Linked DNA regions of Homo sapiens: region 1 is linked to region 2. Evidence: chromatin contacts called from ENCODE Hi-C or POLR2A ChIA-PET data. All regions are on one chromosome and are shown on one strand. Each heading gives the region's core, a stretch centred on a gene start or an enhancer-like site at or near the end of the contact. The rest is flanking DNA. Distances are from core to core; before and after follow the strand shown. Region 1 overlaps FCHSD2 (FCH and double SH3 domains 2). Region 2 overlaps ARAP1 (ArfGAP with RhoGAP domain, ankyrin repeat and PH domain 1).

Evidence for each region. Hi-C counts contacts between places; a loop is a spot of excess contacts on that map. ChIA-PET counts read pairs that join two places held with the same protein, here RNA polymerase II (POLR2A). Pooled maps may share reads with other maps.
Region 1: a loop to region 2 is called in a pooled map, with 1.9 times the contacts of the local background. The contact joins two enhancer-like sites. A Hi-C loop is called at or near these places in 1 of 37 single-sample maps with no recorded cell type and 6 of 50 pooled maps. POLR2A ChIA-PET finds 5 or more read pairs at or near these places in 2 of 52 experiments (H1 and T-cell).

The regions. Positions count from the first base shown.
Region 1 is chr11:72,967,751-72,972,344 of GRCh38, forward strand. The region is part of intron 8 of FCHSD2 (FCH and double SH3 domains 2); the gene reads right to left. Among named protein-coding and RNA genes, the nearest start is that of ATG16L2, 160 kb to the left of the region's middle. Within about 2 kb of position 2,246, at least 3 of the 41 ENCODE cell types and tissues checked have a DNase peak (open chromatin) inside an H3K27ac peak, as active enhancers do.
Region 2 is chr11:72,734,611-72,738,866 of GRCh38, forward strand. The region is part of intron 1 of ARAP1 (ArfGAP with RhoGAP domain, ankyrin repeat and PH domain 1); the gene reads right to left. Among named protein-coding and RNA genes, the nearest start is that of ARAP1, 16 kb to the right of the region's middle. RefSeq lists enhancers at 2,080-2,259, 2,430-2,529. Within about 2 kb of position 1,966, at least 30 of the 41 ENCODE cell types and tissues checked have a DNase peak (open chromatin) inside an H3K27ac peak, as active enhancers do.

The DNA.
Region 1 (4,594 bases), core at 996-3,495, 230 kb after region 2:
GTGAGTTTTATGGTATGTGAATTATATCTAATTTTTTTTAAAAAGAAGTGGGCAGAGAGGCTGGGTGCGGGTGGCTCATGCCTGTAATCTCAGCACTTTGGGAGGCCGAGGCGGGCGGATCACGAGGTCAGGAGATTGAGACCATCCTGGCTAACGCGGTGAATCCCCATCTCTACTAACAATACAAAAAATTAGCCGGGTATGGTGGCGGGCACCTGTAGTCCCAGCTACTCAGGAGGCTGAGGCAGGAGAACGGCGTGAACCTGGGAGGTGGAGCTTGCAGTGAGCCGAGATCGCACCACTGCACTCCAGCCTGGGCAACAGAGCAAGACTCTGTCTCAAAAAAAAAAAAAAAGAAGTGGGCAGAGAACAGAGCATATAAGGCCTTTGGAATTATCTTGAGGTTTTCCAATTTTATCCTAAGGGCGATAAGAAGCCACTGAAGGTTTTATGTAGGGTACAATGTAGATGCTCCAAAATTACTTTCTGAACAAATGAAAATAATTACAGATAAATAACACTGGTACTCTGTCCTTAAGACTGATAGATCTTTGCCTTTTAATTTGAAACTATAATTTATCATTCTGTTTCCTAGAAAATACCTTCAGGTTGACCTAAGCTTTTGTTCAGAAACGGTTACTCCTCTCCAGAGGCTATTTTTCAGATGTGCTATCTTACCTGTAGTTATGTCTTGATGTCTCATTGAAAGATAATCCATGAGGACTAACCAGGGCTGGGATTCCAATACATAGGATCAGAATAACTGTGGCACATGTATCTTAATGGAGAGCCCTGAAGAGGAACTCTTCTTGCCAAATAATACATATTTCCAATTATGCTGACAGATGATAAATTACAATATCCATAAATGGGGGGTTATTCTGATTTCCAAAATGATAGTGCTGGCATGGAATTTCAGAAGCCCTGCAAACTTTCTCTGTTCTTGGCAGGGTTAAAGGCTATAAACTATATACCCCATGAGCATAAGGCCTGCTTACAGAAGTCAGGATGCTCTGACCAGTCATCCTCACTCCAGAGACCAGCAGTGCTTCTGTGTACCCAAGGTTCATCCTTTGACCAACACTTCTCCTTGGTGCTTTAATGGTTTTATTATAGTAACATTAAAAGATATTTCTATAAATTGGTAAACAAAACAAAAATAAAACCCAGTTATCCTTTCCTTCAAAACTGATAGGTAATAATATTAAGGCTTTGTCCAGTGATTCATCTTATATGAAAAACATGGTTTTAATGATATACACACATATATACATATGCTACTACCTTTCATATAGATTTTCTTTGAAATCAATTTAAAATAGTATACCTGGGGTATCACTTAGGTGGCTGGTCTTCTCAGACTCCAGATGTCTCCTCCTCATTGTCAGCACTAAGTTAATACTTGAACTGTCCAGTGTAGCCATGTCAAAATCAGTGTTAACAGTCTACCTACTCCCTTCAAAAACCTTATGAGAGACGGAGCTGCATTCCAATGTTTATTATCTTCACCTACAGACTTTCTCCCTCTTGGATCATGTTAGAATGGTTTCATTTAATTTAATTTGGCTTTAAGTTATTTATATCAGGAATAAAAATCGGATTAGAACTGTGCAGAAAAGCTAGTTGGCATTTAGGTTTTGCCACCTCAGTTAATTTTTTAGAGTATGTGTCTGAGAAAGAAAGAGAAAAACACTGAGAGGGACAGAGACAAAAAGATGAATCTTTGTCTTAATTTTTTGAGGGTAGAGAGTATTTGTCCCATTTCCTTACTTCTTTGTGTGCCTTGCACAAAGTGGAACTTTAGGCAAAATTATCCTCCTTTAAGACACCACAGAATACAAGAAGCATCGAAGATATAAAAAACATTAAAAGACTAGAAAAAAGCCCAAATGTTAGAATCAATGAAATACGGTATGTTTTGACTAGTTAATTTAATAAGAAAACAAATAAAATGGCTTAACATGCAATTAAGTCAGAAATTATAAAGCCATGTCTGAAAATAGAGTTCAGCAAACTCCACACTATGTTATTTGTGATAAAGAAGCAAAATTCTTAGGCTTAAGTGATTTATTGGATGAAGTTTAAACACACACATTGGTTATGCTAGGTACAACACGACCAAATACACACAAGTGAGACCTGACCCTCATTATTACAGGAATAGGGGACTGGGCTCAGAAAAAGACTTGTCTGTGGCCAGGGACTATTTTAATCTGTGACTAAGCACCTCAGTGATGGAATATCATCTTTATTGTATTTTGTGACATGATTACATCAGCCTGAGAACCACAATCAACAGTCATCAGAATACCAGTAAAATGAACCCAACTTGCTGTTTCAAAGTGGTTTGAAAAAGAAAACTAGAGGGAGGTACTTGATAAATGACTGATAAAGCAAGAAAACTCACTAAAGCCACAAATGGCTAAGAATGTTGAACAGATAATACATATACCACTTCCTTTCTTAACCCCAAAATTAATGCTAACAGTGCTCACCACCTCAAGTTTTTAACCAACAATAAATATTACAGAATCTAAGAACACTACCAAAACCTAACAGTCTACAATCCAGTGAGTAAAAATACTTACAATTCTAATGTATGAAAATTGTCTTTTATCTAAAAGCCCTACAATAAAAGGTAATGGAAAAATATCATGTGTTATAGAAAACTGCATTTAAAACTAAGATAACAAATAATCATGTGTTCACATTTTAACCTGGTTGGTTTTAAAAAATCAAAGCTACTTTAGTGGCATTTTAGAATTCTTTCCTCAAGGTCAAATTTTTTTCAACCTCACTTAAAAACTATTGCTAGCACTCTCATGGCTCTCTCCAAGATTAATGGAGCCACTGGTTTCTTCTGTGCATTACTTTCACTCCCCTTTTCATAAAAGTCCATCCCTGTGAAATGCCACTGTCTGCTGCCACAGCCTGCCGACATCCCACTCACATACAAAGCCTGGTGAGATGCGAATTCTTCTATGAAGAAAAGACTTCCATGAAGAAAGGCCGCTGAACCTCTCCTTTCTCACTCATTTAACACCAATTTTGGGGTTAGGTATACAAAATGGGACAAAACATACCCCTAACCCCCACTGCCCTCATATTTGCCTTTGGAACCCAACCACAACATTGTGAGAAAGGCAATACCAAGAAGCCAAGTGCAGAAGCTCCAGCTGACAGCCTCGGGAAGGTCTGAGTCAATAGGCAGCATTAATGAGAAACGTGAGATAGCAAGCCCTCAGAATTCAACCTTCACATTTGAGTTTCTCTAGCTGATGTGAGTGGTACGGAGATAAGTTATCCCTACTGACCCCCCTGCCCAAAGTATAGACTTGAAGGCAAACTAAATGCTGTTGTTTTAAGCCACTGAGCCTTACAGTCATTTGTCATGCAGAGTAACACTATAAGTAACTGGAACAGGTCAAAATATAAAAATCAATCATATGTTTATATATTAATAAAAAGAACTGAAAGGAAAAATTAAAACCTAAATGTTACAGTAACATTGAGAAATATGAAATGCTTAGGAATAAATTTAACAAAATACGTGAAGACTGCTGAAGTAGACAGAACTATAAAATGATCCCAGTGACCCTTGCCCTTGTATAATCCCCTTTCCTTTGAGTGTCAGTAGAACATAATCACTCTTGTGATTATGCTACGTTAAATGGCAAAAGGGAGATTATCTGCGATTACCTAATCACATGAATCTTTAAAAGCAGAGTTTTCTCTAGCTAGTAGCAAAAAAGTCAGAAATTCAAAACATGAACAGGACTGGACACACTACTGCTGGCTTGGTAATGGAGAATTATGTACAAAGGACCTGAGAGCACCTCTAGGAGCTGAGAATGACCCCAGCCTACAGCCAGCAAGAAAACAGAGTTAAGTCCTACAACCAGAAGGAACTGGGTTTTGCCAACAACCTGAATGACCCTGGAAGGAGATTCTTCCCCAGAATCTCCAGATAAGAATGCAGCCAAGGTGACATTTGGATTTTGGCCTTGTGAAACCCTAAGCAGAGAACCTGGCTAAGCCTACTTGGACTTCTGACCTACAGAACTGTGAGATAATAAATGGAGGTAGTTTAAAACGTCTAAGTTTGTGGTGATTTGTTACATAGCAACGGAAATCAAATATAACTGCAAAGGAACGAGAGATAAAAGTTTGGGAGGATAGAAATATTCTAGATATTGATTGCAATTATGATAGTGACAATATGGTTATACATATTTGTCAAAACTCAACCAACCCTATTTTAAAATAGATGCATCTTATTGTATATTAATTGTACCTCAATAAAATTGATTTAAAAAGAGTTAATCTCTTTAAAATTTTCTTCTTATGCCTCTTGTCACCCTATACAATACTCTCGTTAATAGTTTTATGTATTCTCTGCTTCAGTACCCCTCATCTATTGTTGATTCTCCAGCCCAAGACATTAAATTAAACTCTGAAATGAGAATATTCAATTACCTGTTAGACCTGTCCACTGAAGGATGTGAACTGATTACCATGTTTTGATTTATATTTTTATGAGTTTACCTCAAAAAACTCTAAAATTAAGATCATCTAGGTAAAGCTTAGACCTCTA
Region 2 (4,256 bases), core at 716-3,215:
GATACATATGATTGCTATCCCTGTTTTAAGGTGAAGAAACTGAGATAAAGGGAGGTTAAACAACTTTCCAAAGCCACACACCTAAGAAGGAGGCAGTATGAATATAGTCTAGCCCTGTGCTGTCCAATAGCAGCCAGCAGTAGCCACACGTGGCTGTTGGACATTTGAAATGTGGTCCCTGGAATATGATGTGCTAGATTTTGAACACAGTGGATTTTGAAGACTGAGCACAAAAAAAAAAAAAAAGAATGCAAAATATCTCAATAATTTTCCCTATTGTTTACATGATGAAATATATTATTAACATTAATTTCACTTGGACTGTTTAAATTGCATTGTGGCTTACACTCTATTCATACTGGAGACTGTAGCTCTCAACTTTTTTTTTTAGACAGGGTCTCGCTCTGTCACCCAGGCTGGAGTGCAGTGGCACAATCTCTGCTCACCGCAACCTCTGCCTCTTGGGCCCAAGCAATTATCCCACGTCAGCCTCCCAAGTACCTGGGACTACAGGCTTGCACCACCACGCCCGGCTAATTTTTCCATTTTTTTGTAGAGATGGGGTTTTGCCATGTTGCCCAGGCTGGTCTTGAGCTCCTGGGCTCAAGTGATCTACCTGCCTCTGCCTCCCAAAGTGCTGGGATTACAGGCGTGAGCCACCAGCCTTTGGCCATCCACTTTTAACCACTCTTCACGGCCTCTCAAAACACAAACTGAGGGCCGGGCGCAGTGGCTCATGACTGTAACCCCAGCACTTTGGGAGGCCAAGGCGGGTAGATCACTTGAGGTCAGGAGTTCGAGACCAGCCCGACTGTCTCTACTAAAAATACAAAAAATTAGCTGGGCATGGTGGTGGGTGCCTGTAATCCCAGCTACTCGGGAGGCTGAGGCAGGAGAATTGCTTGAACCTGAAACGCAGAGGTTGCAGTGAGCTGAGATCGTGCCATTGCACTCCAGCCTGGGCGACAGAGTGAGACTCCAGCTCAAAAACAAAAGCAAAAACTGAGCACCTGCTATATACAGGCCAGGCACTGTACTAAGCGTTTAACACAGATTGATAGATGACGGTCCCAGCAACCCCACTGGAATGACCAGGTCTGGGAAACAGGAAACTACTTATCTCCCTGAGAAAAGCCTGGCTCCCTACTGGGCCTCTCTCAAGTTCCTATTCCTGCACTAAGGGCATCTGGCTAACATCAAAGACACGGTGACTCGGCACTGACACCTCTTTGGAACAGCCATGTTCAAGGCACTGGAAGCATGAACCAGACCTCAGACCTGGACTGGCCCTCCAGGAACCTCAGGCTGGAAGGGATCAGATACCATCAACCAGTGAAAACAGCCCAGGGGGCCCTCAACCAGGCTGAGGTAAGGGAAGGCTTCCCGGAGAAAGCAGCAAATTGAAAAAAGAAGTTCAGAGCAGTGCCCTGCTAAGCCACACTGCAGCCTGAGGCAAAGACAGAATCATCAGTACTGTTCCTCTCTTAATTTAAAATGTTAATGTTTTATATTTTGCTCATCATGGATTTTTGGCATTAATTTTTATTTTTTAAATGGCATTAAATATTATATACCTTGAATACTGACCTTTTTAAAATAAATAGTTATTGCTTTTACATTTTAGTTACCTTTTTTTTTTTTTTTTTGAGACAGGGAAGGTCTCGCTTTGTTGCCCAGGCTGGAGTGCAGTGGCATGATCATGGCTCACTGCAGCCTCAACCTCCTGGGCTCAAGTGATCCTCCCACCTCCCCCTCCCCAGTAGCGGGGACCACAGGATCTCATGACCAAACCCAGCTAATTACTGAGCTTTTTGGTACCCCCTCAAATTCTGCAACAGAGGCAAGTGCCTCACTTGCTCTACCCTAATCCAAGCCCTAGTTTGGAGGTTTAAGCCCCTCAGCTGCTATGACACATCACTGAGTCCTCATCCTCAGGAAGGCAGGGACCTGGCAGAAGGGAGTGTCATCCTGTTGCGACAGCACAGCCAAGAGCTGAGGGGTTTCCCTCCTCTCCACCCTAATGGCCCAATCAGACTTCAGCACCCCCACACCCCCATCCTGCCTCTCCTTCTCTCTCATGTCCCTCCAGCGTCTCTCCACTGTGCCAACTACAGTCCCACCCCCACTCAAAGCCTTTCCATGGTTCCCAGTGCCTTCGAGCACTCCTTGGTCTGTCATTCAACTTCATCCAGCTCTGACGTTTACAGACGAAGAAACAAACACCCACAGGGAGGAAGTGACTTGCTCAAGTTGTCAGTGACATACCCCAACCCCCAGCCAGGCTGGGCTGGCCCTGTCCATGACTTCCTCCATGTCACTTCTCACAGTAGGCACTGGCCTGGCAAACAGGGAGCCCCCAAAGTTGTCTGCTGACAATGAGTGAGTAAACCACATCCTCCCATCTTCAGGTGGCTCCAGGCCAGCTCCTCCAAAAAGTCTGCCCTGACTGCCCCCTCAAGCTCCTAGTCCTCTGAGGCTGAGCCCCATATCTCGGCACTGCTTCTGCTCTCTCTTTGGTTGCTTGTTTTGTGGGGGTCCACCTCCACCCAATCCCCCATGTATCCTGGAGTATCCTGAGAGTCCATACCCCTTCTTATCTCCTCTGCTGTCCACAGTGGTGCCCAGGACCTGGCTGGGCTCACAGGTGCACTCAGTCCCAGTCCAGAGGTAAGGGTCGCCTGGAATCTCTAATCCTTGTCAGCCAGTCCTTCTTCACGTCTGGCTTGAGTACTTCTTGCTGGAACCAAAACTTTTGCCCTTCTGTCCTCTACCTACCATTTCAACCCCAAGGTCAGAGTTCAAATCTCATCACCCCTTCTCTGTCCCAGCCCAGCAACTCCATGGTAATATCTCTACCCACTACTGACTAGTGACCTGTTTCACCGGCCCAGCAAGAAGATGACCCAGAGCCTTAGCCAAAGACAGGCACCCTCCAGCTTCCTTCTTTCCCTAAATGCACACCATTTGGCAACCATGTGCCCAGCCCCTGCTAGATTTTCTCCTTCATCTCATTTGTTCTTTTTTTTTTTTTTGAAACAGGGTCACTCTGTCACCCAGGCTGGAGTGCAGTGGTGTGATCTCAGCTCACTGCAACCTCAGCCTCCTGGGCTCAAGTGATCCTCCTACCTCAGCCTCTCCAGAGTAGCTGGGACTACAGGGGCATGCACCATGCCTGGCTAATATTTGTACTTTTTGTAGAGATGGGGTTTTGCCACGTTGCCCAGGCTGGTCTCGAACTCCTGAGTTCATGCGAGCTTCCCCTCTTGGCCTCCCAAAGTGCTGGGAGTACAGGCGTGAGCCACCGCACCCAGTCCCTCATTTGTTCTTATAACAACCCTAAGGCCTGTGATTCTTCTCTATGTCAATGTCATGGAAGCTGTGTGAGGTAGAAACTCACCAGGTCACCTGCTGGAGCTCACGGGGCCTTCAGAGGACGTGACTGCTTCTGTCTGGTGAAGTAAGGGAGGCTTCTAGAAGGAACCCCTGACTTGGGCCTTGAAGGATAAGTAGGAGGTGGCCAGGTGGAGGCCATTCCAGGCAAAGGGGACTGGGTGTGCAAAGCCCAGGGACAGAAAAGGACCTGGTGAATTTGGTGACAGGAGATGTCAGTGGGGTGGGAACAGAAGATGTTTAGAGAGAAAGGCTCAATGGCTGGCCCTCCGTCACCTGCATAGTCTGCTGACCGTGTGGGTGTGGCTCTCTCTTGAGGCCTCCCTGAGCCTGTTTTGCATTCTGATTTGCATGAGTCAGCCCTGGATCAGGGCAGCCTTAAAGGTCCTAACCCTTTCCACACCCAGCTCTGGAGTCCTCTTGGCCAGGCCGCCTCCCCTGATTGCATCCTCAGCTCCCCTCCGCACAGGCCTCTGCCCTGGGTTCAAGGAAAGACCTAGCCCTATGGGGAGCAAGGAGGGGAGGAAGGCAGGCTAGGGGTCCTAACTGAGGCCTCAGCTTGTCCACCACCACCTCCCTTATACAGCCTCATCCCCTACCCTGGGCCCAGCTGTCCCAGCACAGGCAGGCAGGGCAGCGACCCCAGCATCCAGACCTCAGGAAACTCCTCGGAGCTCCCCAACAGGAACCAAGAACATACACAGCCAGCTCTGGCCAGGCCTGGGTCTACAAACCACACCCCACTGGTACCACAAATGCACACCTCACACTACCTCAAGGGCCACACATCTCCCAGGGCCACACACACCTACCACCCCACCCAATGGCCACACCTCAGATCTGCCCTTTCCCACCACACACAGCTC